Linked DNA regions of Homo sapiens: region 2 is linked to region 1. A link is a loop called in an ENCODE intact Hi-C map of the cell type or tissue named here. Cell type or tissue: dorsolateral prefrontal cortex. All regions are shown on one strand. Links, peaks and the distances in the headings refer to the core of each region. The heading gives the core; the rest is flanking DNA. Region 1 overlaps PRKCE (protein kinase C epsilon). Region 2 overlaps PRKCE (protein kinase C epsilon).

The links. A loop is a pair of places that touch in the nucleus more often than their neighbours do. Peaks named below come from ENCODE experiments on the same cell type or tissue, not always from the same donor. Only the 100,000 strongest peaks of a DNase experiment are listed, where the experiment ranks them.
Region 2: a loop joins it to region 1, with 4 times the contacts of the local background. A loop is called at or near these places in 10 of 110 quality-filtered maps.

What each region holds. Positions count from the first base shown.
Region 1 is chr2:45,832,985-45,848,372 of GRCh38, reverse strand. It overlaps PRKCE (protein kinase C epsilon), which reads right to left. Exons shown (of 15, transcript NM_005400.3): 2 at 5,310-5,373. Among named protein-coding and RNA genes, the nearest start is that of PRKCE-AS1, 170 kb to the right of the region's middle. RefSeq lists a silencer at 7,482-7,601 and enhancers at 11,167-11,236, 11,778-12,303, 14,173-14,282, 14,333-14,482. In dorsolateral prefrontal cortex, for the core only: no CTCF peak of the experiment used is centred there; a DNase peak (open chromatin) is centred at 8,782; H3K4me3 peaks cover 1,413 bases; H3K27ac peaks cover 2,591 bases.
Region 2 is chr2:45,919,943-45,935,330 of GRCh38, reverse strand. The region is part of intron 2 of PRKCE (protein kinase C epsilon); the gene reads right to left. Among named protein-coding and RNA genes, the nearest start is that of PRKCE-AS1, 250 kb to the right of the region's middle. In dorsolateral prefrontal cortex, for the core only: no CTCF peak of the experiment used is centred there; DNase peaks (open chromatin) are centred at 6,170 and 9,491; H3K4me3 peaks cover 862 bases; H3K27ac peaks cover 4,837 bases.

The DNA.
Region 1 (15,388 bases), core at 3,843-11,842:
TGCTGCCACACTCCAGCCTGGGCGACAGAGCAAGACTCCGTCTCAAAAAAAGAAAAAAAAAATGAATTGCTAACTATTGGTCATTTGAATGAATGGTTCTTTTTAATTTTCTACTAACTAGAAGACATTGGATTATTAACGTAGAATTTAGAAGAAAAGAGGTAAAATTCTTATGAATTGAAGCTCCAGTGGGGCTTGAATCTGAGAGAACCCGTCGATATGTATCCTGCCCACTGGCTAAGACAGAGTTTCAAGAGAAAAACCCCTTTCACTTTGATTTCAGCCCTGGAGGTACTGCTCTAATGCCTGCTATGGACTCAGAGTCTTCACATACAAAACTAACATCTCTAGCAAGGAGGGCAGGTCAGTAGGAAGAATTATTAACCTGCTGGGATTTGAGTCAGGTCTAGTTTCAGACCAAGACTTAGCCATGGATCCACATTACAGACAACCTGAGAAGGATCCAACCTTGAGCTCGGACCAAAAGAGCTTTTATTTCTAACACAGTGGAAAAGGGATCTGCTTATTTATGAAGGAGACTCTGGTCACCTTTGGATTCAAAGCTAAGAACTTTGGCTTTATATTTCTATAAAAAGCTTTCTGAAGAAGAGAACTAAAATAAAAAGATCGAACCAGGGGTGGAGTGGGGAATCACTGCCATGTGGCAAACTCATTACTGGGGCCATGAATGGAAGCAGGACCTGGATTGTGGCCTGGGGTCTGGACCCAGCAGGGTCTCATAATCAACCTTTTGGCCTGGAGCACATCATCTGACCTCTCAATTTCACCATCTCCCACATGGAGGTAATACTGCTGGGCACTTGGTAAAGCTAAGAGCTCTACACACATGTTATTATTTCAGAACCAAGCGAAGCTGGTTTGATCACGTCTGCCTGTGCAACTTGAAAAAAGTCCAGAAGAGGTTGCAAAGTTGAGTTAAGATTTCTAAAATATCCCTTCTGAAAGGTTAAGGGATTTGATTGATTCAGCCTGAAAAAAGAGATATTGAAAAACTGTCTTCAAATATTTAAAGGCCTTTTACCCAAGGGCTGGTGAGAGGATGGGGACCACATGCTATGGTCCACACTAAGCAGGGATGGGACAAGCCCAGGCTCTGACAAGGAGAAGCCTCTAGCATTAAGGGCCACGGAATGCAAATGAGTGGCTCAGGGATGCTAGAGAATGTCCTTCCAGGAATTACTTTACTTGGGAGAGGATAAGGAATAAATGGAGTGACAATAGGCAAAACTGAGGCAAGGCCTGAACTGTGCAGAAAGCAATCGCACAGTCCCTGCCAGATAGATTACTCTGTTAAGTCGCCTCTTTGGTACCTGGCTCTGTTCTTGGCCCTTGTGAACATGTCCCACCCCAGCGTCAGAAACCTGTCCTTGAACAGTTTCCCTGAATAGCCTGCCAGATGCTTCTTCAAGGGCACTGGGTAGAGCTATGCCAACCTCTCTGCCCTCAGGTCTCCAAGGCTTCATGATATTTACTGATCATCTCTTACATGCGAGGGCACTGTACCAAAGCACTGTTCTTATGACAATCCTGGCCTAGCACCTACCATAGGAACCATTATCCCTGTGTTGTGGGTGAGAAATCTGAGGCTCTAAGCTACTAAACACTAGAGCCAGGATTTCAATCCAGGTCTGAAGGACTCCTAAGGCTGTGCTCTTTCTCCTCTATCTGTTGAGTCCCACAGAGAAGACTGACCCCTTTCAGCCTGTGGCTGCAGAAAGAAACAGGGTGCCTCCTGTTCCCTGCTCTTCTGCTTCCACAATATGCAATCCCTCCAGAACTTGACTTATCTGCATCATTTGTGAGGTACGTGTTGCAAAAATCATTCCTATTCCTTTGTATCCTCTGTATTTTGTTGGAGAAACAGTTTGGTGATCCAAACATACCAATGGGCCTACTTGTTATTGCTGTTGTTGGTTTAGATGCTGAAGAACTCTCCCAGGTGAGCATGACACCTAGGTGCAAGGCATGGGAAGAAGAACCTATCAGTCCCCAGGTCAGGCGCCGACCGTCTCTCATCGGTAAGCCTGTGAATCATGGGGCATTGCCACATTATTAGAAAGAATAAGAAATAATATGCAAATTACATCATATGAAGGGAAGAAATACTAACAAATGGGCACAGCAGGAAACCATCATTTGCACAGGTGAGAATTACATTGCTGTTTATGCCTCTGTTACCTGGGCTAATTGTGCTTTGATTTAAGCATCTGGAGAGCCTGGAGAGCCACCCTTACCAGAACCCCCTGTGATTATTACTTACGATGCAAGTAAAACATGGACTGAGACTGGAGCTTCCCATAAGAGCATTTTGAGCAGGTTTGCTACTTGGTATAATGTAGGTAAAGTGCCTAGCACCATACCTAGCACCAAACGAGTCCATTTCTTGCAACTCCTTTTTTCTGTACATATTAGCCAGCCCTCAGCCACGAGCTCTGACAGATGTCTATTCAAATTGTACCAAAGGATAAAATCACATGGCCGGAAATGACCTTAACTGTCATCTAGCCTGACCCCCTTACATCTGGGGTTAGGATGGCTGGTTTAGCCAAAACACACACTGGCCAGATTCCACTATAGTGAACTGCACAGGACATGCAAGCAGTGGAATTTTATTAGACAGTTAGAAATCACATTAGCTCCAGCTCCAGCAGACGTAAACGCCCAGGCTTTCTAACAGCATATGAGCAAGAAAAAGAATCCTTCGGCGCATCCTAGAAGAAGGGGGTGTAGTCACACCATCTCACCCCCACACCTCTCTCTGAGCTCCTTGGAATTTGCATGTGTTGTAAACTTTGTGCAATTCCCATGAATGTATTTTTTTCCATTGATGGGGCTGCAGCATTTGAGAGATGGGAGCTGAAGGGATGCTTGATGGCAGAATAATGGAGTGGTGAAACTTCAGCTGTGCCTCATTTCAACTCTCTCCCTTTCACAGAATGCAGAGTTAGGTATTTTCACTAAAAAAAAAAAAAAAAATACTTAGTCCACAGTCTGTAAATCCAGGAGGGTGGTTGTGACAACTTGCTTCACCCCAGACCCATCTCACGTGGTTTAGGTATGAAATGTTGTGGTTTCTCATTCTCTAGGGCCTCCCCTTGCCCTCTCAACTCTTCCAAAACCCCCTCCAGGCTAGGAACCCTCACAGTCCCAGCAACAGGACTGGGAGAACAGATGTGTATAACACAAACAACAAGAGCAGCTTCTCAGAACGGATTATTGAAAGTCCTACCCACCATCGAAAGAAAGGATCCCAAGTCCAAGAACAGCAATTTAAAAAAAAAAAAAAAAAAGTAGAAAAATGTCTTCTTTTCTTCAGAGCAACACATGCTAGCACTTTTCAGACTCTGGCATGTGTCAGCATTTCTAAAGTAAACTCTATTTTCTTTAGATGAAAGAGATTTAAAAAATAGACTCAGAATTTAGCCCAGTGAAAATTGCTTTGGCTATTCACATGCAATAAGCTGTAGAAGCAAGCAGAAAAAAATCAATTGCTTCTGATTTATTTATTCATTCATTTGTCCATCTCCTTTCCCTCTAATGTAAAAAAGGATGTCTTCTATAATTTTGCAAGTCATTTATCTTTTCAAAGAAAGAGAAAATAGTCCCAGCCTCCCATTGGTTGCTCAGCATCTTGGCACAGGAAATACATATTTAATTAATTATCATATTGCACACAGATTATGTAAGGAAAAAAGGGGATTGATTTTGCCCATCAAATGTTTCGCCAGTGTCTAGAATCAGGAGGCCACACTGCAAAACCTTAAGTCAAGTCTGGTGAATTTGGATCACTTTCTATGTTAAAAGCAAGGACAAGGCTTCACCTCACTGCTTGCTCTAATTCTTAATTGGGGCGGTGGGCACACTGGTGCTCATTTAATTTGTCTTTATGCCCTTTTGTAGGTCTTAAATATTTCATGTGAAATATTGTTAAATCCTCAAATCTTCTACAACAGGTTCTATTCTGGGCAGTTCAGAGCTGAGAGCAGAGAAGGGAAGTTGGAAATGCCAAAATGTAATTGCAATAAAGAGCAGGAAATGTAAGCAACCAATTTTGGAAGGCTGTTTAAAGTTTTAAACCTATGCCAAATAATTGGGATCTATTAAAAGAGGGCCTAATTCTATTATAATCCCCATATACACACAATTATTGAATTCTTCCGAATACCTGTTGAGATTGGGTGATAAATTAGCTGAATGGAAATCATCAGGCACCACTGTCAAGCACATCATTTGACTAACTGAATATGTAATCCTTCCTTCTATCACTGAGCCTTAAACTAGAGACTGTGTGTGGGATTGTGACTTTGAGCTTGTGATCCCCAGTATTCTGGGGAGATGTTGTGAAAGGCCCAAGTGTTCCAGGCAGGAGAGCTGAGAGAGCTGAGTGTCCATTTTTCCTTTTGGGACACAGTCCCCAAACACTGTTTGTTTCTCACTGCCAAGAGGAACTACACATGGTCTTCCAATATCCCTGCCATGGCATTAAAGCCAACTGTTCTGTCCCCCTGCCCACAGATGGAGGAGTAGGAGAGAAAAGAAGGCCACAATAACTACATTTCAGTCCGAATTCCAAATCTTTCTTAGAGCTTAAGTTGGTTGTTATCTCCTTGTTCCTGTTTGGATAAGGTTTTATTTTCTAGGCTTCCCTTCTTCCCTTGACTGCTCAGTCCTCAACACCCAGCAAACCCTTCAAAGGTCTTAAGTGTAGTTAAGTGAGCAAAGAAAGGATTGAAAGAAGAGGGTGTAAGAGGAAGAGGGTGTAATACGCCATCTAATCAGTCAGTGGGGAGCAGATGTTCCCTCACCCCATTATTTCTCTTTAAGAGCAGAGCTTTTGTCTGTGTAAAGAACTGGTAAAAGAAGTCCCACTTCTATCAAAGCTCTAAAGAAGATTCTGAAGTTTGTCACCTTATTCGTTTCATTTCTGGATGCCGTTAGACCAACTGGTTTTACTTCCTTCCCACCACACACACACAAACCCCACGCAAGCCTCCTGGGAGAGGCTGCCCTGCCACTGAAGCCTGCCTTGCACACAGCGTGCAAAAACGCCCGTTTTATTGGCCTCACTTGGTAAGTCCAAAATCTTCCCTCTGCTCCACCAAAGTTAACAGATGGCTGGTCCCTTTTGGTACACAGGCGTAAGCATCTTCAAAATAACCTTTTCCTTTAAAGGATGCCAATTAATTAAATGTCACTATAATGTGTTCCGGCCAAGGGGGGGAAAGAAGAGACCCAGAAGGCAAAGGGCCAATGGAAGAAAACAGGGATGAGAAGTCACGCTCTCCTACCTTCACCCGACGACCCTGAGAGATCGATGATCACATACACTCTTCCTTCTGGCTCCAGATCAATCTGCAATTAAGAAAATGACAGTGACTCTGTTAGTGCATTGTGTGGGCAACCTAAGAGTTCCACAACATTTCTACCCCAAACTGCTAAAACCTAGAGACACAGCTCCATGTAATTCACCAACCTACAATGTGTTGAGTGCTAGGTGAGATGCAGACCTGGGAGGACTGATGCATACCCCATAGGTAGCACCATCCCAGTGGTTCTCAACTGGGGGCAATTTTGCTACACAGGGGATGCTTGGCAAACATCTGGAGGCAGTTTTGCCATGATTGGAGAGAGAGAGAGTGCTGCTTCTGGCAGCTAGTGGGTGGAGGCCAGAGATACCATTAAACATTCTACAGTGCACAGGATGACCCCTCGCAACAAAGAATCATTCAGCCCCAAATGTCATCAATGATGTTGAGGTTGAGAAAGCCCTATGTTATCCCATTTTACAGATATGGAAATTGTGCCCAAATTCCAAGGTAAGTGGTAATGCTGAGATTCAATGCCAAGCCTGTCTTGAGAAACCCATGTTCTTTATACCACAGAAACTGCTCCCAGGGGAAATAAGAGAAGCAGGAAGACACTACTCCTGCTTTTATGGCGTTTATCATCTCATTGTGGAGTTAAAAAATGGGGAACAATGCTGAATCCAGCTTAATGATGAAGGACAGAGAAGAACTGATAAAGTATCTGACGAACCTGAAATCAGTGTAGAAGACGGAAGGGAAGAGGGAAGGGAAGGTATGCAAGGCGTAAGAAACAGCACAGGCACCCTCACTTCCTCCCTCCCCACCTCAAATCCAGCTAACTACTTATAATATACAGAGACAAGGTGGTGAAATAATTGGGTGAGACAAAAGCCAGAGGGCTGGGCCTCTTGTAGTTAAAGACATCTTTGCAAGGACTGAACTATCCTTACAGAAACTGTGTTCTCTCTATAAGAGAGTAGTAACTCTGGAAACCCTGGATCACCAAGTCCCCCTGCTAGCCTCTCCGCCTCCACAATCCCATCTGTCTACACAGAGCTTTCATTGGTTCATAGTGCCAGGCTCTCTCCCCAACAAGCTGTGAATATCTTGAGGGCAGGAACCACTATCCCCCTCCTTTTCCTTTTTCACTGTCCCCAGCAAAGAGCAGGCAAGCATTTAGCAAGAATTACTTCAGAACAGTCAGTCTAGTGGATATCTCCTCCTCCTTCAAAGTCAAGGTCAATTATCACCTCCTCTCTGAAATCTATCCAGATATGCCCAGTCAGAATTAATTAGCCCCTCATCTGTGTTCCCACAATACACCAGACACATCTTACTCATGGCTCCTGCGATGGTTAATATTGAGTGTCAACTTGATTGGACTGAAGGATGCAAAGCATTGTTACTGGGTGTGTCTGTGAGGGTGCTGCCAAAGGAGATTAATATTTGAGCCAGTGGACTGGGAGAGGCAGATCCATTCTCAATCTGGGTGGGCACCATCTAATCAGCTGCCAGCGTGGCTAGAATAAAGCAGGCAGAAGAAGTTTGAAAGACTAGGCTTGCTGAGTTTTCCAGCCTTCATCTTTCTCTTGTGCTGGATGCTTTTTGCCCTCAAACATCAGACCCCAAGTTTTTCAGCTTTTGGACTCTTGGACTTACACCAGTGGTTTGCCAGGGGCTCTTGGGCCTTCAGCCACATACTGAAGGCTGCCCTGTCGGCTTTCCTACTTTTCAGGTTTTCGGACACGGACTGGCTTCCTTGCTCCTCAGCGTGCAGACGGCCTATTGTGGGACTTCACCTTGTGATCGTGTGAGTCAATTCTCCTAATAAACTCCCCTTCATATATACATATATCCTATTGATTCTGTCCCTCTAGAGAACACTGACTAATACAGCTCCTATTAAGTTGTAATACATTGTCCATCTACCTCTCTGTCCTGATAGACAGAAAGTATGATAACCAGATTTGCATCCCTAGTTCGTAGCTCACTGTCTCTTAGGAAACACCCAGCACACACTCGTGGAGGTGGGAAAAGGCTCTGTGTTCAGAACTTCCAGAGTCTATTCTGGGAACATTCACCCTCCCAAGGCTCTGTCCCCAGGAAGGAAGGCAGGCATGTCATCTCTACTAAAATGACATTTGAAAAAGGGTAGAGGAAAGATGAGGCAGCTATACCATGAGCACCACATGTCCCCATGAGACAAAGCGACCAGCTGGAATGGTGTTCTCCAAACTCTCCCAACGTCTCACCCCACACACAATCCAGGAGGCTCCCAGAGTCACTCCTGACCCCATCTTGTTGCCTGACTCAGCCTCTAATGGTTGAGAGAGCTTAAGGTTTCCCTCAAAATTTCATTTTCACCCACAAGACTCTTCAGTGCCTCGTGGGAGAGGCCCCTGGTGATAGCTGAGGTGCTCCGTCGGCACAGGAGTGAGGGAGTGCCACGAGCAGGCCTGCATTGCCCCCTGGGCACCCCGGGGGAGCTGCTCACCTGAGTTTGGGATCTTCGGTTTTAAATCCAGATGGGAACCAAATAACAAACTGGTAATTCCGCATGCTGCCTTTTCTCATTCCTTTCTCCCCAAGAGTCCATGATTTTAAGTTTCTGGGTAAAGAAAATGTTCTCCAGAATTCTCACCACTAGTGCTGACCCTCACCAGCCCCTGCAGCGAATGACAAACAGGAAAACCAACAGTCGGCTCTGCTGAATAGAGCCAAACCAGAATCTTCTCCCTGACAAAAGTCAAAAATATCAGGGGCCCTCTTGCCTAAAAGCATGGAATTTAAATAATGTATGCCTTTTAGAGATTAGATCATCCCTATTAAACCCTGCCGGCAAAATGAAACTCTTTCTCATATCCTCCAACTCAAAGATTTCCCACGACTGTGGACTTTATTGGCAAAGTACAATGCTATCTGTGTAAAGCAGGGAGGGAGAGAGCAAAGGAATGAGATGGGCTTCGGGGCCTATCCAAAGGCAGGCACCATGCCCATCTTTGCAAAAGGGGAGTGAGAACTCGTGGCAGGGAGGACAGGTCATTTATGATAAAATGTATTCGGATATTAACATTCAAGATAGCAATCAGAAAGCATTTTAGCACCCACTGCAGCCTCCGTGCTGGTGAACTGCATTTCCAAACAGAAAAATAGAAATTAAGCTATTAAACATGCCAAAAGCAACAAAGAGCTTTGCAGCATGAGCAGATGGCCGCAGATCGCCAGCCAAGCCCCAGCTAGCCAAGCGAGGAAGCTCTGAGAATCCATCCAAGGTGGTGGGTCTTCAACGACTGGAGGGGTCACCAAGTATAAAAGATGGTGAAGAGTGTGGCACAACTTCACCGCTGAATTAGTTTAATCATAAATTCTGCTCACGATTACATGGTCCAGATAATGATGCAATGTAAGTGCCCAGCCCTGCACAACCCTGCAAGCTGTCAGTCTGCATTGGCACCAGGCAGCTGGCGTGACACAAAAGCAGACTCGCTACCTCCTCCCAGCCATTCCCAGGGTTAGTTCTGAGCCTCTTCTTTGCACCAGGCTCCTCCCAGTTCTCCCAGATGCAACCTAATTTATCAAACCTCCTTGGACCTCATATCCCAACTTAACACATCTTCCCAGCTACTATTTCTATTTTCTTTGACTATGATTCTCTTTCACACTACGGTGCCTTGGCTACCCCTCCAGCACGGGCCAGAAGCAAGGCAGTCAAACTGGGGGAGACAAACACAGACTTTGGTGTCAAATCAGGGCAGAATCCATTTTGTCCTTTATCAGCTGAGTGACCTCAGGCAATTATTTACTCTTCCTGAGCCTCTCAGCCTCTTCATCCGTGAAATGGGTTGTCATGAAAATTCCATGAAACATACATGCAAAGCACTTGGCACCTTACCTTAGTTAAAAAAAAAAATTTTTTTTTTAACTAAGCACCCAGGAGACACTCTGCACGTGGTGGGTAAGAGCAAACTTAGCGGCCTTGTGGCCTGAAGCAAGCAGCTACCCTCTGTATGCCTCAGCCTGCTTGTCAGTGAAATGGGGCTGCTGTGAGATTAAATGAGATAATCTATGCACAGTGCTTAGCAAAGGCACCGGCATAAAATAGTCATCATTGGTGCAGTTATCATGAAAAAGGCAAGTCTTCTGCTTCTTAGTCCAATGTTATTTCTACTATAACAAACTTTCCTCAACAAAGTTGGTATTGTTACATGTAATTCCAGGACATTTGATGACTTTACAGTGTTGTTGTGAATATCAAATAAAGAGCTAAAGGTCAGGTGTGGTGGCAGGCAGCTGTAGTCCCAGCTACTTGGGAGGCAGAGGCAGGAGGATTGCTTGAGCCCAGGAGATCCAGGCTGCAATGCGCCACTGCACTGCAGTCTGGGTGACAAGTGAGATCCTGTCTCTGAAAACATTTTTTTTTAACTAAGGTAAGAGTATTGTACTTTAAAATCCAAGGTAAGAGTATTGTATGCACCCTTTCTGGGGGAAACCCGGGGCAGGAAGGGCTATACCCAGGGTATTCGGGGGCATCGGGAGGACGTGTGGTACTCATGAAAGAAGGGCAATGACACCTACTGTGCCTCTGACGCCATGTTGGCACCTTACCTGCATTAGTTCATCTAATCTCCTGTGAGACAGCAATATTCTCTACTTTTCTGATGAAAAAACAGGCTTAGAGAGCTTTCAGCCAGAATTCTCACCCAGGTCAGCCTGGGGCACAGAGGAGAGGTCAACAGAGCTTGCAAGTCATGCTCACAACCCCAGCCCTGCCTGGCCAACTGAGCCTCCTCTGACAATCCAGTCCGAGGTGCAGTCTCCTTCCTTCAACCCTCCCGTCCCCAGAGTGGGCTCATTCCCCTTTTCAGGTGTCACTGGCTTCCCCAGGCAGACCTGGAAGGCACAGCAATACCTCAGACACCTTGACCACCCCATGGTGCTCTGAGGGGAGGTCTGGGCAGCAATGAGAGTGCCTCTCATGTGAATTAGGAACTTGGCAATGGGGAAGAGCCCAACCCACATCAAGCCCTAAAAAGGCAATCTTAGAAAAGCCAAAAGTTAGGGACTTTTTTGGGGTGGTGCTCAGCCGTTTACAAAGCCCCTCATACGCATTCATTTATTCATTTCTCACAATTAATCTGTAAGGTAGCGAGTTTTGTTATTTTCAAAAAAAATTTTTGAGACAGAGTCTCGCTCTGTGCCCCAGGCTGGAGTGAAGTGGTGCCGTCATGGCTGCAGCCTGAAACTCCTGGGCCCAAACCTTCCTCCCACCTCAGCCTCACAGAGTGCTGGGATTACAGGCGTGGTAACAGTATTATTAGTGCTGTTGAGAATCTGAGAAAGCTGGGGTTAAGGAAGATAGGTGGCCATTATATCATGCAGTGTGCTAGTGAGATCACACCAGCTGCACAACCCCAGGAGGTGCCATTCACACCTATGTCTGTGCATGAGACCCCTGGAGCCGGACTGGCAGAATCAGAACGTGCTCCCTAGACTGGGCGTGGTGGCTCATGCCTATAATCCCAGCACTTTAGTAGACTGAGGCAGGTGGACCACTTGAGGTGAGGAGTTTGACACCACCCTGGCCAGTATGGTGAAACTCCGTCTCTACTAAAAATATAAAAATTAGCTGGGTGTGGAGGCATGCACCTGTAGTCCCAGCTATTCTGGAGACTGAGGCAGGAGAATCGCTTGAACCTGGGAGGCGGAGGCTGCAGTGAGGCAAGATCGCACCACTGCACTCCAGCCTAGGCAACAGAGCAAGACTCCGTCTTAAAAAAATAAAAGAACTTGCTCCCTCAACTCCTGTTTCTCAGTCTCATGTTTCTTCCTCGACACCACACCTGCCCAGCAGGAGTTCTGACAACCACAACAGCAAAATCAAGAGGACTCCACCTATGCTGATCTCCAGGCTGCTGGCTGATGTGCTGCTGTCAGCCCCCCGTGATCCACAGGTTATCTGTACACCTACATGTTGGGGGTTATTGGCTTCAAGGGAAGGGAGGTCTAATATACAAAGTCAAGCTTCCTAACCATAGGTTCAACTTTTGCCTGAGATGTCTAAGCAAACCTTTCCTTGGGACAGCCCACAAAGGTCACACAGGCCCAATTCGAGTTTCACTTCCCTTCCCATCTGCTGTCAGGCACAAAGGCGTGGAGAGAGGCAAAAGGGCAACAGGGACAGGGTCTGAAAAAGATGAATCCAGAAAGGATGAGAAGGACAAGGGAAGGCTTGCACTGCCCTTGTTCCACCAGTAAGGTCCTAGATAATCTACTGCTGTGTCTTTTTCTTTTTTACTTGGAGGAGGGTGGAGAGTGAGAAAGGAGGAGGCAGACGGGGAACCATCAGGACAGAAGACTGGGGGACTGGTTCCCAAAGCAGGGGGCCCACTGCCCAAGTCCTGTACCCCTTCACTGATGCCCCCTCTCCCCTGGAGGCACCGCAGGCACACTACCATCCCCAGACCCACCTGGCATGGGAGAGGCCAGCTGGACAGAGCAGGGGACATTCAGGCAGCAGGTGTCCTCCCAGCTCTGCATTTGGAAAGCAGAAAGCATTGAGGCAATACAATGAGCAACTCAGCAGCAGCTGCGGGGTGCTGATTTTGAAGTTAGCAGCTAATTAAAGACTCTTCATTTGGGGTAAAATTTGCTACTTGCTCTATTGGTAGTGTGCAGTGACTGGTCAAAAAGCAGAGAGTACACATGTAATCAAATATGTTCAAGATTCTATTCTGTTAATGGGCTTATAATAGCACTTACTTTCATAAAATAAGGGGAGGGGCAGATCGTTTTTCTCAAACAGCTTCCACTGCAGTGCAAAGACATGCAGGCTTCAGTGTACATCCCTGCAAAGCAGGACCCTGTCTGTCCCGCACATGGGAGGGATTCAATACAGATTTCTACATGTTGGCTTATTGAATGCATGGCCTTAGCTTATACTACTTCAATATATTAAAAAACTGGATCTGTACGCTGAGTTGTGGAGATGATTTACTGGGGAAGCCATCTACTATACAGAAATGTTCACAGCAGCTTCATTCCTAACAGCCCAAAACTGGAAATGTCCCAAATGTCCAACAACAGGTAAATGAATAAGCAAACCATGCTACATCCATGTAATGGAATGTTACTTAGCAATAAAAAAGAATGAGGACCGGGCACGGTGGCTCACCCCTGTAATCCCAACACTTTGGGAAGCTGAGGCAGGAGGATCGCTTCAAGCCAGGAGTTCAAGACCAGCCTGTACAACATACTGAGACCTTCTCTCTACAAAAAATAAGAAAAAAAAATAGCTGAGCATGGTGGTGCATGCCTACAGTCCCAGGTACTTGGGAGGCTGAGGCAGGAGAATGGCTTGAACCTGGGAGTTTGAGGCTGCAGTGAGCTATGATTTCACAACTGCACTCCAGCCTAGGTGAGATCCTGTCTCTTAAAAAAAAAAAAAAAAACAAATATACTACCGATACATGCAACAACATGGATGCTATGTGAAAGAAGCCAAACATTAAAGAGTATATACCATAGCATTCCACTTCTACGATGTTCTAGAACGGGCAAAACAAACCTACAATAACAAAAAAGCACATCTGTGATTCCCTGGAGCTGGAAGTGGCCAGTGAATGCCAGGAGACACAGGGGAACGTCCTGGGTGACGGGAGTTTTCTCTATCCTGATTGTGGTGGCTGCTCCATGAATGTAGACATTGGGTGGGACAAATCAAGCCTACACTTAAAATGAATGCACTTAATTGTATGTAAATTATACCTCAATGAAGCAGTTTTTAAAAATGGAAAAAAACGATTTATTTCGCATAAGGATTCCTCCACAAGTTTCCTTTAAATAACAAATCCTATTCCCACCCTCGGAGCATTTAAAATTTCATATTCCATTTTTAAAAATAAAAGGACTCATTCAGAGTTTTTCAACAGCACATCTGTGAAACAACATAATGTACACCTACCTGTGTAGGCGTGCACATTCACACACCCACCCACGTGTGCAAACACACTCACAGGCACACAGCTGAGCCACCTTCTCCTGTCTCCTGTGATCAAAATACAATAATAGCAAGATAAACACATCCAAAATGTAGGTTTGAGAGTCTGCTGAATTATTTAAATCTGTCTGTGTGTTTGTGGATCTGAACTTCCTCATATATAAAACAAGATAATTAGACCAAATGTTATAGAAAGCCTTTTAATGAACTTAATGACCTAAATGTCCATGAATAGGAGACTGCTTAAATAAATTATGGTACATCATATGGTAGATCACCATGCGAGTCCTAAAAAAGACTGAAAAAGATCTAAATGTACCAACTGATAGGGAACTAGCTCTGTGATACATTAAGTGGAGGGGGGATAAAGCAACACACCGTAAGTTCATGATGTTGTGTTGCTGTGTGAATACAATGGGGGAGCATGTGGGTGTACACACACACACACACACACACATACACACATGCGCACACGTGATCTGCACATACGTCCTTATCTCCAGAAGGAGTCTTAATCAGCAAAAGGCAAGAGCTGACTCAAGAGATGGACATGACAGGAGGAGCAAACCAGAAATCAGGAAAGGAGGCCTTATTCTTTATTCTACGCCCATTTACAAAATTGTGTTCTGAGCTAACTTGTTAAAAATTTAAGTTACTACCCATTTAAAAAAATAAAATGTCCCTTTTCACTGCACTGGCTGTTTATAATCTCCAATCCCCCAGACTACAGCTTGCTTCAGTTGCCAGACACACCTTAAATAAACACCCCTCAAAACTGGCTGAAACACTGCATTCTCATCACCCGTAGCCAGGTCACTGGGAACCAAGTTAGCAGCAGCCATTATCTTCTTGTGAAACTCTTGTTGGCTGGACCAGAGGCCCACGTTACAGATCTTAGCTCTCAACACACCACAAATGGAGTAGGCTCAAGTTAGCACCTACTTCCTCTTTTTTAGCAGGCTCAGAAATGGCCCCAGAGAGCTGGCTCCCTCTGATGACAGAGGTAGCTAAAAACGAATAACTCTATGTATACATAAATGCTTTCTTGAGCTGAGAAAACATCCAAAAGTGCCTAAACTAATGTGGAGAGTGTGTAAGGGTACAGAGCATCATCTGCTCACAGCACAGTCTGCCTGTCTACTTTGAGAGAAATGGCAGTACATGACTGTATATCCTAAGAAGAGGTAGGTGAGCACTAATAGCAGAAATGTAGCCACCTACCCAAGCATTCTGAAGCAGATAATCCACTGCCGATCTGCACTTTGCATTTCACATTTTGCATTTTGATTTGCAATGGTCCCTATCACTAGGTATATTTGAATGTGTGTGCTTTATCTTACATTTCCTATTTCTTACACTAAGTCAATATATCTCAGAGATTGAAAGTAAAGGTTTTGAAGCTAGCCTACCCGGGTTCCAATCCCAGTTCTGCCTGTTTAAAGCTCTGTGGTGCTTATTTTGATTTCCTCATCTTACAAGTTGAATGTCAGCAGGACCTGCTTCAGAGTGTTGGGAGGATTCGAGGAGATGGTGGAGCACTTGAAACTGTCTGGCACACAACTTCCTGTAAATATTAGCTGCCAGGTCATTATGATTGCTATTTCCCACCTAGACTGTGAGCACCTCTCCTGCTAAGCCATGTCTTTCTTTTGAGGATTCCACAGCTCTTGATTCAGGGCTGGGATTGAGATAGGTATTCAATAAAGACTCTAAGTGGAACTGAATGAATCCATGTGAAACAGAGGCAAGCTCGGTCAGGAACTCAGGAATTTGTAACCAGAAAAATTATCTTCATATCAGGAAATTTTCTGTCCCTGTAGTATCACAACCTAATAGAACTTTTATCAATGGCTGCTCACAAAAAATATTCAGTTATTTTTTCTTTCTTTTCTTTTCTTTTTTTTTTTTTTTGCCATGTTGCCCAGGCTGGTCTTGAACTCCTGCCCTCAAGAGATCCTTCCACCTCGGCCTCCCAAAGTGCTGGGATTACAGGCATGAGCCACCACACCGGGCTGATATTCAGTTCTTGACTCCCTTTGAAAGCCAAGACACGATCATTTGTTTC
Region 2 (15,388 bases), core at 3,074-11,073, 88 kb before region 1:
ATCTTTGGTGAATGGCAGAATGTTTGTTTAATAAAAAGTCAGTAAAGCAGAGAATCATGCAAAGAAAAGATGTATGTACTTTAAGTATTTTAACTAACAATATTCAAACTGAAAATATTGAAAAACAAATATATGTACTCACTTGCCAATAACAGAAGGCCAATTTCTTTAAGGTATGGTCCCCCTCATCATCTCTTACAGACAAACATTATCTATGATTTCCATTTCCATTTTCTATGTGTGTGTGTGTGTGTGTGTGTGTGAGAGAGAGAGTGAGTGTCTCGCTTTGCTGCCCAGGCTGGAGTGCAGTAGTATGATCATGGCTCACTGCAGCCTCAACCTCCCACGATCAAGCAATGCTCCTGCCTCAGCCTCACAAGTAGCTGGGACTACAGGCACATGCCACCATGCCTGGCTAATTTAAATTTTTTTTTTTTTTTTGTAGAGACATGGTCTCTCCATGTTGCCCACGCTGGTCTTGACTCCTGGGCTCAAGCAATCCTACTGCCTCAACCTCCCAAAGTATTCAGATTATAAGTGTGAGCCACCATGCCCAGCCCAATTGTGGTTTCTTTCTAGTGGAGCAAAAATTAAAGATACTTGTGAAGTAATGTGAATTTGGAATCTTTTTAGAGCTTTATTATTTTTCTCACACAATTTAGCAGTAATTTTTTTTTTTTTTGAGGCAGAGTCTCGCTTTATCACCCAGGCTGGATTGCAGTGGTGTGATCTCGGCTCACTGCAGCCTCCGCCTTGTGGCTTCAAGTGATTTTCCCGCCTCAGCCTCCCAAGTAGCTGGAATTACAGGCATGTGCCACCACGTCTGGCTAATTTTTGTATTTTTAGTAGAGATGGGGTTTTACTATGTTGACCAGGCTGGTCTCAAACTCCTGACCTCAAGTGACCTGCTCGCCTCAGCCTCCCAAAGTGCTGGGATTACAGGCATGAGTGACCATGCCTGGCCAACAGTAATTTTATAGGAAATTTATCTTTGGCTTTTTCCGTCACATTCAACTTAGTCTTAATAGAAACTTTTTTTCACACTCATCTCAGTTTAAATAAGATTTCATTACAATTATTTATTACAATAAGAACAAATACAAGTGGCTTTTGATAAACACACAACTACTGGTGGGGACAGAAGTGTACAGTGGGAGTACGGCATAAGCTGCTCCACTATGGCTGTGAGCTTTCAAGTGTGCCCTGAGCGTGTGTCAGAGAGAATGGGAGACAGAGTTAATTTGGCAAGTCGGTGACAGCAGAGGTCAGTTAGGAGACTACCTCTGGAACTTTGGTGGAAATCTCTGAAAAGTCACAGACTCAGTGTTTATAATATGGACAAATTCACTGGATAAAATTCACATGCAACTCTTTAGAAAAACATGATGCCTGAAGCCAGGAGTACCTGCACTTATGTTTGCTTCCACTAGTCCCCCGACCCTGTTACCAAGTTAACATGATTTTACTACAGTGCTGCCCAAATCTTATGATTGTGCTATAAGCAGCCTAGTTCCCCTAGGGTCAAAATAACCACTCCCAGTTAAAAAGGCAGGCATGCTGGGTGCGGTGGCTCACGCCTGTAATCCCAGCACCTTGGGAGGCCGAGGCGGGCGGATCACGAGGTCAGGAGATCGAGACCATCCTGGCTAATATGGTGAAACCCCGTCTCCACTAAAAACACAAAAAAAAATTAACTGTGCCTGGTGGTGGGCACCTGTAGTCCCAGCTACTCGGGAGGCTGAGGCAGGAGAATGGCGTGAACCCGGGAGGTGGAGCTTGCAGTGAGCCGAGATCGCGCCACTGCACTCCAGCCTGGGCGGCAGAGCGAGACTCAGTCTCAAAAAAAAAAAAAAAAAAAAAAAAAAAGCAGGCATATGAGGTGAAAGGTAAAACAAAACTTTTGGAAGAAGTCATAGGTGAACATCCTTAAGACATTCAGGTAGGCAGCCTGTTCTTGAATGGAATACGAAAAGGTCAAACCATAAAGAAAATAACTGATAAATTGATACATTCCTCAGGGACTTCTGTTCATCAAAAGATCCTCTTAAGGAACTACAAGGTAAGCCACAGACAAGAAGGTACTTGCAATTCATATACTCAACAGAGACTCATATCCAATATCTATGAAGACCTTCTAAAAATCATCTTTTTTAAAGCAGACAACCCAATAGAAAAATGGGCAAAAGACTTGTGTAGGCACTTCTAAGAGAGGATACCCAAATAGATGATGCACATATAAAAAGGCACTCAAGAGCAATGCAAAGACATCAGGGAAATGCAAATTAAAATCAGAATAAAATCAAAGAATGGTGGATAAACAGAATGTGGTATATATTATAGATATAATGGAATACTATTCAGACTTAAGAAGAAATTCTAACACTTGCTACAACATGGGATGAGCCTTGAAGACATTGAGCTAGGTGAAATAAGCCAGTCATAAAAAGAAATACTGCCCAATTCCACTTATATGAAGTATGCAGAGTAGTCAAAATTCATGGAGACAAAGTAGCATGACGATTGCCCGGGGCTGGGGGGAGTAGAGAGTTAGTGTTTCGTGGGTACGGAATTTCAACTTGGAAAGACGAAAAAGGTTTTGGAGATGGATAGTGGTCATGGTTGTCCAGTAACATAAACACACTAAATCCCACTGAACAATACACTTAAAATGGTAAATTTAATGTTTTGTATATTTTACCACAAAAAAAGATACAATAAAACATACCCACCAGAACAGCTAAATATGGAAAAGAGATGAATAATCCCAAGTTTTGGCAGGGTTGTGAAGCAACTGGAACTCTCAGACTGTTGGTGGGTGTGTAAATTTGTACAGTCATTCTGGAACACCGACAGTATCTACTGAGGCTGAGCAGCTGCAACCCATGACTCAGCAATGCTACTCCTAGGTATGCACTCAATGCCAGCGTGTACATTTGTTCACCAGAAGACATGAACTAAAATGTTCATAGCTGCACTATTCATACTACCCCTAAACTGGAAACAAGTGCATGTCCATCAGTTATAGAACGGATATATTCCCACAATGGACTAGTCTACAGCAATGAAAATGAATAAACTACATGCAAAAACATGGATGAATCTCAGAAACCTAATGTTGAATGAAAAACCAGACACAACAGTATACACTGTATAAATCCATGTAGAGTTCAAAACCAAGTAAAACTATTCCACGTTCTTGAGAGTCAAGAAGTTGGGTGAGGGGTAGTGAGCAGAAGAGAGGATGGAGGGGGCTGGCCATGTTCTCTTTCTCCATCTGGATGCTGGTCACCCAGCATCTTAAAAATTCAGTATGTGGCCGGGTGTGGTGGCTCACGCCTGTAATCCCAGCACTTGGGGAGGCTGAGGCGGGTGGGTCACCTGAGGTCAGAGGTCAGGAGTTTGAGACTGGCCTGGCCAGTCTCATGGTAAGACCCTGTCTCTATTAAAAATACAAAAATTAGCTGAGTGTGGCAGCAGGTGCCTGTAGTCCCAGCTATTGAGGAGGCTGAGGCACGAGAATCGCTGCAACCCGGGAGGCGAAGGCTGCAGTGAGCCGAAATCGCGCCACTGCACTCCAGCCTGGGTGGCAGAGCAAGACTCTCTCTCAAAAAAAAAAATTCAGTCACCTGTATACTCACTAGCCATGCATTTTTCTGTGTGTCTATGTTACTTTAATGAAAAAGTTGGCAGAATCAGTCATACGCAGCATTGCATACAAAGTATTCAATTATAGAACATTTGGAACACCAGCAGTGGTGGGAAGTTAAGCCCCAATGGAACGGTGAAGCAAAAGAATGCATGTGGCTCCAACTAGAGTAATTTACCATCAGGAGGTTGTTTAGGGAGTGGGGAAAATTTAGGTCAATGAACTGATGACACCAGAAAGTGTTGTTAGAGCATTTACCACCTATGTCATTCATTCTGGCATCTAATCACATGGAGCCTTGTTTTGTTATTTAAATGTCTGAGGAATGTTCACCTTAACTATAAGCTCCCTGAAAGCAGGAACTCTGGGATGGTTTCTCTAGCATAAATCACAGCATTGAGCACAAAGCCAGGCATGTCATAAATCACAAAACCATTTGCTTAATAGCAATACACCATAATACTAGAATTACATAACAATAAATTAAATGTGTTATCAGAGTGCAAGGACTTAACAGAAATACTAAAATATCAATCCAGAGGCAATCTTAAACAAAGAGCTTAGACTTTGAAGCATGATGGATCCTGGGCAAGTCATGTAATGTTGTTGGCCTCTGCTTTGCAACCTGAAAATGGGGACAGTAGTGACCTTACAGAGTTGGTATAAGGATGAAATAAATTACAGGAGGAAATGAAGGATCAGGGACACAATTATGTGCCCAACAGCAGCACGCCATTAGGGTAAGTTGCCTTCTCCTAAACCCGGCATACAATCTGACCCTGAGCAAGGAAGAATCTGACTGCTTTTATCTCCTCGAACCTTCCTAAAGCCAACTCTTAGGGGGACTGCACATCAAGCTTCTTATCTCCTCGAAACTTCCTAAAGCCAACTCTTAGGGGGACTGCACATCAAGCCTTCCTGATCTGACACCTGGAATCCCTTTAGTCTGACTCAAATGTATGGCTGCAATGTCAAACAAACAACAGAGGCATTAAGTGGATTCTAGGTGCAATAAATCATGCAAGCGATGGTGCTCTGTTCCCAGTCATGAGGCAGCAGAGTTCATGATGAGTAACTGCAGCTGCCATGCCCTCCACAGACAAAGGACAGGCATTCCAATTGGAAGGTGGACACCCACAGCCCTCCTTGGAGTTGCCTGTGTATGTGCAATGCTTCCTCCCCCACCAGTGGGAGGCACAGTGGTGACTGGAGAGGGCCAGATTCTGGAGACATGCCTTATGTTTGTAAGATTTATTAAGCATCCAACATGAGCCACCAGGCACTTTCTTGGATCTGCCACTAGCTAATCATATAATTTTGGTCAAGTTTTCTGAACTCCCTAGGCCTTCTTCATTTTTAAACTGGTAGGTAGTACCAGGCCATCTCTTAATCACTTATCAACCTGTGATACTCTAATCCATGCGCTTTCCAAACACCAAAGTTAGCCTTCCTCTATTTCTAATTCAGTCTGTGACATCTTCTTCTGCTATCTTTAGAATTCTCATGTCCTCATTTGTGGGGTGTCGCACAGAACAGTAATCAGGTGACTGAGCTGGATGGAGGCGTCATCTGACTGCCAAAGGAAACCAACATCAGACTTGAATAATAAGAGCAGGGTTCATTTCTCACACTATATTTTTCAAAAACCATGATATACGACCTTTGGTTTGTCCATTCATTGATTCATTGAATGATTCATTTACTCAATAAGCATATATTTGGTGCCATCTTGGCCCAGGCACTATGCTGGGCATTAGAGAAATTTGACAGTGGGTTAGGGCAAGGCCCTGCCCTCGAGGTGCTCATGTTCTACAGGAAATGCAGGCACTAAACATGAATCACCCACAATATGGCACTAAAAGGGAGGATTGAGCATATCATAGGTACAGGAAGAAGACACGAGAAACACATGAAAGATGCAAGAGAAGGATTAGAGATAATTATATGAGGTCCTGGGGGTGGGGGGAAGATGGGGATGGAACAGGAAGAAGACAGTATCCCTGCAATGCTTACAAAAATTCCCAATGGTAACCAATTTCCAGGGCAATAAGAACCTTTGATAATATGAGTTCTCTAAGTTTTTAGCTTTGGAAGAAATCAAGAGTGGGAGCTTAATTAGCATCTTAACACCCAGCCACCCACCTAGACACTGCCTCCTTCTACCCTGAAGGGGCAACAGTTTCCTGCATCTTTTCTTTCATGCTCCCTTAGTCTCGGTTTCTGCTGCCTGAACTCAGTCCCGTGGGGGGATAAATGGGAATTAAACACGGTTAAAAAGCCACAAAATGGAGAGTACGCACAAGAGTAAAATTATTTATATATGGGCATCTTCCGCCGGGAGGAACGGCTCCGCTATCGCTCTTTGGTGTCTCAGATTAAGACTAAAGCACAACTCATTTTTCCCTTTTCCATTCCAATTAGCTGCATATTTTTAGCACGTGTTATATAAGGCTCATCTGCCCAAATCCATTGGCTTGGGGCCTTTCTTTCCTTTCATTTCACTGGTAGATTGACCCGCGTGGTAGGATGACGAGCAGATCATGACAAGTCTGTAAATAGCCTGCCAGAGGAGGGGTGGATGGGAAGAGAGCTCTCGAGATGAAGTGAGGGTTTGTATTTGGCATGCCAAGGCTAAATCCATCCCTTCTAAAAGGGGAAAGAAGAAAGAACGCACAATTCCAAATTGAACTGTGGCACAGCTAATAGGAAAAGGCTGCTCCCGCCTACAATAAGCACAACTCAGACAGGTGGACCTCAGCGCTGACAGAGGGGCCCCCAGACTCCCAGCCTCGGGGTACAAAAGGCTCCAGGTGCTCCATCAGCTGCAGAATAGTCTAATTCTGGTTGTGCATGGATTATGTGCATGCATTATATGCATGAGCTGCGGACCTTTCTAGGAAAAAAAAAGTCCATCCACACTATTAGTGGGGGGCAGGAAAAAGCATGAAGAAGGACTGAGGAAGGCTTGTCCCAGCCTCATCTCTGTCTCGATTCTTGCCATTCTAGCAAAGACGCTTCGGCATCCTTCTGTTAAAAATATCTACCATTACTTCTATACACATTGTTGTGGAAGGACTAAAATGAAACAGTACGTCCAGAGAAGTGTAAAGTTATGGGCCGGGCACAGTGGCTCACGCCTGTAATCCTAGCACTTTGGGAAGCCGAGGCGGGCAGAATTGCCTGAGCTCAGAAGTTGGAGACCAGTCTGGGCAACATGACGAAACCCCATCTCTACTAAAAATACAAAAAATTAGCTGGGCATGGTGGTGTGTGCCTGTAATCCCAGCTACTCGGGAAGCTGAGGCATGAGAATTGCTTCAACCCGCGAGGCGGAGGTTGCAGTGAGTTGAGATGGCACCACTGCACTCCAGCCTGGGGAACAGAGGGAGATTCTATCTCAAAAAGAAGTATAAAGTTATATTCAAATGTAAAGCATTATAGCTTTGAGTCTGAACTATACCCATGGTCACACACCACAAGCAAAATTTGTAGAGGTCACTGGGACTCAGCCACCTCTTCCCATAGATCACAACACAGAACAACTAGAAGCAGTTTCTTACAGAACTACAGCCTAGGAAAGCTTGGAGGGAGGTGAAAGGGAATCCTTGAAGTCAAGGAGTTTAGTGCTAGGGGTACTATCTTAGAGCCCAAAAGAACAAACAATAGCCAGATACTCTTCCTCGGCCCTGGGCTCATCAAAGATAAGTCTATGTACATTGGGGTCCTCCAGTACCACCCAGGCCCCCCCACCCTCTCCTGCCTCCGTGAGTGAAGGCTACAGTCACTTAGGAAGGCATACATCTACACGAAGCCTTGGGTATCTCAAAGACTATTTGAAATCACTGTGGAAAAGTTCTTCTAGAGCTAAGGAAAAATAAAGATGTATTTTTTTTTCTCAGCACACATCAGCTGCTAGCAATTATGTGTTTATCTATTTAATGGGAAAACAAATATTCAAATCCACTGCAGGAGAGAGTATCAGCCTCTATGCGAGAGATTTTACTTCCTGCTGATTTACAGTTCTGGAGATGAAATCCTCCCTTTCTCTAATGCTCCTTAGCCTGGGCTGCAGAATCAAATAATATGCCAGGCTGCATAATCTCTGGATCAGCAGTACAGACTGGCCCAGAGGTTTGGTCCTGGGGCACGGTAGGCAGTTATGGCCCTTGGACTCAGGCAGACCTGGATGCCTGTGGCTTTACTATGAGACCTGGAGGGAGGTACCTCTTCTGTTTATACATCAGTTATCAGCTGCAAAAATGGAGATAATACCTGCTTCATAGGAAGATTGCAATGATTAAATTAGATGATATACATAAAAGTGCTTAGCACAGAGCCTGGCACATTGAGGCATGTCAATGAATACTCGTCTCCTTCCCTTCTCTAGGTTCCAATACCACAAAAATCCAACTACATTTGTTAATTCACAAATTATATCTTTACAATTTCACCTCCCTCTTCTCTGACAACACCCCCCCCATGCACACTCACACATGGACTATACACATTCTATACTTCTTACCATCCTGTGTCCCGTGCACACTCATGCATGCACATATACACATTCTATACTTCTCACCATCCTTGTCCCATGCACGCTCACATGTGCACATATGCACATTCTATAATTCTCACCATCCTGTGTCCCATGCACACTCACACGTTCATGTATACACATTCTATAGTGCTCACCATCCTGTGTCCCATGCACGCTCACACATGCACATATACAGGTTCTATACTTCTCACCATTCTGTGTCCTATCCACACTCACACATGTTCATATACACATTCTATACTTCTCACCATCCTGTGTCTTGTGCACACTCACACATGCACACACCACACATTCTATACTTCTACTATCCTGTGTCCTACTTTTCAGCCCAAACCTCTAAGCTCAAATTCTATTTCCAGAAATCGTTTTTGGTGCCTCTGGCCCACAGGAGCCCCTCTGTCTGAATGCTTCTAGCCACGGCTGTCCATGTCACAAAATGTTCGTTAATAAGAAACACAGTAATTTAGTAATGACCAAAACAAAAAAAGAAAGCACTGGCTTACAAATCCTTCTCAGCCTCCGACTTTCAACTGGAGAGAATACTCTGCCTACCTCACAGTTTTGCTTTAGGATCAAATAAGATGACCTGTATGGAAGAGCTATGTAATATGCCAGTACTACGTTAAGGGCAACATCCCCTCCTCTTTATCACCACTATCACCGCCATTACCACCACCACCATAACAAAAGATCCTGAGGATGGGGGGGACTCACCTAACTCACTGATTTCACCAGCTCCTCCTCGACTTGCTGTGTAATGGAAACCTACTTGTGAAAGGCTTTTATTTGAAGACAGTGGTTATGTATGGCAGTTGCCCTGAAACAAAGCACTGATTCCCCCCTCTGCCCATATTCCTCTTGCCATGGCCCTGGAGAAAGGAAAATTCAAAATTAGCCAGCCAAGTTCCCTTGCATATCATTGCAGGCCTCAGCAGTCAGCCGCTGAGCAGCAGGCCGAAAATTCATGCTTGCCAACTTTGTCATTTCTCAACATTTGAGTTATTTATACTTCACAAGTCTGTGAGATGCAAGTCCCCCATTTCCTGGGATGTAGAAAAAAACTGGCACAATATTCTAGAAATTCCCAAGCCAAAGTGGGTGGCACTGAGGCTTCGAATATTCAGCCCCACTGAATTCTCCCAACCTGATTCTACCCACTGAAGTTAGCCTTGCCTCCCCCACCGAATCGCACCCTCAGGTTATCCCTGGCCTGGGCCAGGAATGACTACCCCAATATTTTATCTGCTTATGCAAAACCTTTGAGTCCTAGCTCAAGTCCCACTGTTGCTGGAAGCCTGCCAGAGTTTGCCCAGCCCACGATGATTGAAAGCAGCCTTCTGTCATCAACATCACAGGTCTTAGAAGAGTCCTAATAGAAGTCAGCTCAGTCTAGGTGATCCTTGGCCAGCTTGTGAGCTCCCCGAGCTTATGCTCTAGAATTCTCCCTTGGGTTCACTACTCGGATGGATGTATCCTAGGTACACAGTAAATGTTTACTGATGCTAATTGATGATTAAAATGCAGCATGCTTGGCCGGGCGCGGTGGTTCACGCCTGTAATCCTAGCACTTTGGGAGGCCGAGGCGGGTGGATCACCTGAGGTCAGGAGTTCGAGACCACCCTGGCCAACATGGTGAAACCCCATCTCCACTAAAGATACAAAAGTTAGCTGGGCGTGGTGGTGGTGCCTGTAATCCCAGCTACTCGGGAGGCTGAGGCAGGAGAATCGCTTGAATCTGGGAGGTGGAGTTTGCAGGGAGCCAAGATCATGCCATCGCAATCCATCCTGGGTGACAAGAGCAAACTGTCTCAAAAATAAATAAATAAATAAAAAATACAGCATGCTTAGAGAGAAAAGGGGAAATGAGTTATCAGGATAATATGCTTGTCCACAGGGCCTTTAGGAAAGGAAAGGGGAACACCCTCTCCCTTAGTACGAGTCTTGGAAATGAGAAACTGGACATCCTCAAGAACAGTTCTCATGTCCTGGCTGCCCAGTATCAAGCTTCAGATAGTTCTGTTTCTACTTTAAGACCTTAGCAAGCCTACCCATGTCCACAGTGGATACCTTTAAAACACCCTGCCCAGCCCAGGGTACCTCAGTTTCCCCTCACTGAACCTATTAAGAACTCTGGCTGTGCAGCCCTTGATGTCTGCAGGCTGGTCCCCTGCACTCAGAGCTGTCCATGTCCCTGCTCACTGATGAGCACCAAGGAACTCAGAGCTCTGCTGTTTCCTGCAAGCCCAGGCCTGGCTTTGGTAACTGACCTATGCCTTCCATTGTTTCTGCCCTCAATCCAAGTCCTGCATTCAGCCTCACTTCTCCCATGAATTAATTTCCATGCAACTCTTTGCTGCCACTAAGTATAGACGAAAAGACATATTTTTTCTCAGCACTGTGTAGGCCAGTAATGTAACAGCAGCATCTCTAACACTTACTGAAAGAAGATTATTTGCCAAGTGCTTTTTCATATGTTTATGTGTGGTAACCCCCTTTCAACCATCACAAAACCTGATGGGGTAGGGAAGTGAGTCCTGTCATTTTTCCTGGTGAGTTAAACAACCAGCCTAAAGGTCCACTGCTAGGAAGTGGCAGAGTCTGGATTCAGTCTGGCATGGGAGCCCGCACTCCCAGCCTCTCTGTTATCCTGCCTCCATAGAACACAAACATACAGTGAAGAATGCTTCCTTTCCACCCATCCCAACAATCATTGTTTCCTTAACATCTCCTCTGCCTCCATCCTTCATTTTCCTATTCAAAAACAACTGGTCTACCCAGTAAAGAAAGCCTCAAAATTGGCGCAAGGATTTATTTCCCTGGCAGTGGACATATTTGTTATACCTCTCCCCAAACAAAAATACGTCTCTTTCCCATTCTTATAAAGATCAAAAAACAAATTACTCAGCAACTAAATGGCCAGGACAGGAACGAACAGCCAATTCCATTGCTCATTCCCCACCCATAAGGAAAGGTTCCCATGAAAGTCCCTGACGGTTTAAGGCACAGGAGAAGATGGGAAAAGGGGTTGGGTCCATTTGTTGACTGCAAATCAAGGCCTGTGGAGGGAGTGCTCTTTTCTCCTCTCCACCTCTCAATATCTCCAAGGAGCCCAGGGACACAACAAACTCATGTTAAATGTCGATTAATGTACACCTCTCTCCTCAAAACTTCCAATAACAACCTTTCTTCCTGCTGCGCCCAAGAACATTCCACTCTGGCCAGTGTGGTTTCTCCACATTCCTATTACAAGGCAAGATCACTCCAACCACCTCACCTTTGCTTTCCATGCTCTCCCTGGCTCGAGTTTCCTCCCTCCTTCCCTCTGCTCCTAGAAAGCCACCCTCCAAGGTGATCCCAGCCCCCTCCCCAGGGAGCCTTCCCAACCCCCTGAACTTGAGGGATGGTTCCCTGCTCTGCCCTCCTATACCACAAAGTCTGTGCTGCACAAGTCAGCACTTAATCACAAACCTGCACACATTGCTTCACGGGTGTCTTTGTGTCTTAGACTTCTATATCCACCGCAGCACCTAAGACAGGGCTGAGGGCACAGCTGAGGTGATAAACACACCTGGCTGGTTGACAGAAACTAGAGATGTCCCTGGACTCTGCTCTACCTCCAAAGCTGGTCTCCAAATGGCAATTTCAGGCCAAAGTCATACATACTATTGACCGCACTTGGCATTTCTTCCTTGTAGGAAGAAATTCAGACCCTACCCTGTGAGCCTCAGGCAGTTGGCTGATGGCTTCTCCACATGGCCACTGCTCTGGGCACACAAACGCTTGTTAGCAGAATGCCTGGTTACATACTCCACACTCCCATCTCCTATCTGAAAGCTGTCAAAACTCAAGAAGAGGTATATGTGTCACAATACCAGGGACCCAGGGACTTACAATTTCTGTATTTTCTAGAAGACTTTTAGTGCCATAGTCCTTCCTATCAGAACTTTCTGAAATGCTCTCCACTCAGCAAGGCCTACTCCTCTATTTCTCCCCATGCAGATACACAGTCACGCCAAGGAAAATTCAGAAGTGCTGTCTTCCTGTCCTCTGTTATAAGCACAAGGGTTCAGTATCTGTTTCTTTCCTTTATTTGGCTCTACAGAAGGTGTGTGGTATTTTCTCTCCTCTTATATCTTGAGGAAATAATCGTCAAGCCCTGTAAAGCCAGGGATATCGAAACATGATCTTTTGTGCATTTATTATTTCCAATGACTAATATGTGAAGGATGTACCCTCAAGTTACAGGGATTTAACATAAAATCAGAGCTGCAAGAGAAAGGTGTGATGGTTCTTAGGCGTTTAAGCACATCCCAGCACTGGAAGATACACCCGTTTGCACTGTGTGGTCTCAACTCCATGATAATCTCCAGGCAACCAAAAGCCAGCTGCTTAGCAACACGAGCCAGAGGATCAGCTCACACGTCTCTATTAAAGAGCTGCTCTTGCCTCATGGTAAGTGCAGCTTGAGCTGACGGCACCCCAGGCAGTTGCTGCTGGGCAGAGATTGGGCCCACATGGGCTTGGGGTGGAGACAGCCTGGGGGGAAGGGTTTAATGAAGATAGTAGGAAGAGAGCAGGTGGCGGGTCATCCAAAAGTTAAAGGAAGAATTCAAAATGAGGCACAGGTTACAATTCCAGGGAGGGCAGTTGACCCCCTCCATGGAAACTCTGAAGCAGTTGCTTCTGACTCCTGTGTCCCCCAACTCTAGATGTTTTGCCCCCTGAGGGTATAAGGGGGCTTGACTTTGGAGACAACACTTGGTGGGTTAGCAGCTCAGCCAGTATAAAGAGTTTTGGGGCCTCTAGTCCAGCTCTTTTCCATTAAGCACTGCATATGATAGGAAAGCTAATGGCAATTTGTAAAACTACCATTTAATGGAATTTTACAAAGCTCAGGCTACAGCAATCCCCCAGTGTCAGAGATAACCTCAAACCAATGTCAACAGAGACACTCTCATACTATCTTTCAACTTGATCTTTCAACTTGACCTCCTAGAGGAGTATCAGCTCATTAGGAACCACATTCACACCAAGTGATGCCCTTAAGAAAATAGTCCCATAGAGGAAGAATTCCCCTATGCAGAAAGGGCTTGTTTTTGTGATCTCAGAGTGCCTGCCCACCTGTAATCTCATTTGAGCCTTAGTTCATTTTCCCTATATGAGGGAACATGTGATATATATTGATAATATAATCCTATCTCCACTACTAAACCAAATATCAAAAACAATATAGAAATCAGTTGACTGCCTCCATTTATTATCCATCCAACTTAATTCATTCTAAAGCAGTAAACATGTATTGAGTCCTTTCTGTATGACAGCAGGCATCACACCAGGAAGAAATAGCAAAATGACACTCCTCCCCTCAAAGGTCTCGCAGAAGGGCCACAACCCAGCCTCCCTTGCCTTTGTTGTATAATGGCACATGGAAAACTCATGGTAGATCAGAACACTGGAGCAACCAGAAGCAGCCACTCACAGCCAGAAAGGAGTGACTTGGAGCTCTGGTCACCCTGTCAGTTTACCCAGCTCTACCACTTACCAGCTAGGACCTTGAGCATGTGACCCAGTGACTCTGTAACTGAGCTTTCTAAGCTAGAAAATGGGGCCAATAATAGTACATAACTTGTTGGGTCATTGTGAGGAACAAATAAGCTAATACATGCAAAACTTAAGAAAGAGTAGCTGGCACGCAAGTGCTCATGAAAGGTAAACTATTGTTATTTTCTCCCATCTTTTAAGAGGGCTCTGCTAACTATATCTACGTATGTGTTTTTTTTACAACAATTTATATTTCCTATCATCTTTGGCCACCATCTCCCTCAAAGGCTATAGGAATTCTGGCAGTTCCAACTCCACACGCCTTTTTCTCTGGACAAGTCTCCTCTTCCCAAGAACTTTAGGAATTCTACGAGGGGCTTGGCTGTGTAAAAGACTACCTCCCTGATACCTTTATGTGGCCCTTATTCTTCAGTCTCCTTCAGTTCATTGAAGACCAGTGCCTAAGCAGTTTATTTCGATTTTGTGAAAATATTTCATAAACATTTTAGGGCAGGGGACATTTCCAGACTTCCTTGAGTCCTCAGAGGGAGCTACTCTCTCTTCTGATGGCTTCAGCTCACCGATGTAGGGATGAGCTGAGAGCCTGCTTGCTTTATGAAAATGGGGGAGCAACAGGCATGTGTATGGGGGTAGGACAACAATTATTTGGTTGACTTTCTTTAAAAACAGCTTTGAGATAAATCCCACACCATAAATTCACCCATGTAAAGTGTACAACTCAATTGTTTTAGTATATTCAGAGATATGTACTAAACCATCAGTTTTAGAACATTTTCATCACCTCAAAAAGTAACTCCTTATTCTTTAGCGACCACCCCCTGTTCTCCAATTCCCCACCCCCAGCCCTGTGCAACCACAAGTCTACTTTCTGTCTCCATGGATTTCCCTGTTCTGGACATTTCATATGAGTGCAATCATACAATATGTGGTCTTTTGAATCTGACATTGGTGACTTAGCTTAATATCATCAAGGGTCATCCATGTCAGTGCTTCATTCCTTTTTATGGCTCAACCATGGATATTTCACATTTTATTTATCCATTCAGCAGTTGACGGCATTTGGGTTGCTTCTGCTTTTTGGCTATTATGAATAACACTGCTATGAATATGCATGCACAGGTCTCTGTGTTTTCATTCCTATTGGGATCATACCTAGGAGTGGAACTGCTGGGTTATATGGCAACCACGTTTAATCGTTTGAAGAACTGTCAGAGAGTCTTCCAAAGCGTCTGCACCATTTTATAGTCCTGTATTGGGTTACTGAGTGGGCAGTTAGAAAGCCCCAAGCTGAGGCCTCAGTGTGCACTCCATCATCCTCCAAAGTTTATCCTCAAGCTGATGTCACTTTGTTTTCCTCCATTAGACCTTAAGATACATTTTTCTCTTATCAAACAGGAGTTTGATTGAGAGATTATTCAGACTGCCTAAACATTGAAGAGTTGTTCCTATCAGTGGGGCTACTAGTTCTGGAGATCTAGGGTGATGGGTGTGTCTGAACCGGCTGGGGCCACAAATACATGTACAGACATGGCCTGAGTAGCAGTTACTCAGTAACTGGCAGGGCCAGGATGAAAGAAGCCAGTTCTCAGGTCTCAAGCCTCCTCCTCTCCCACTGTCCCAGT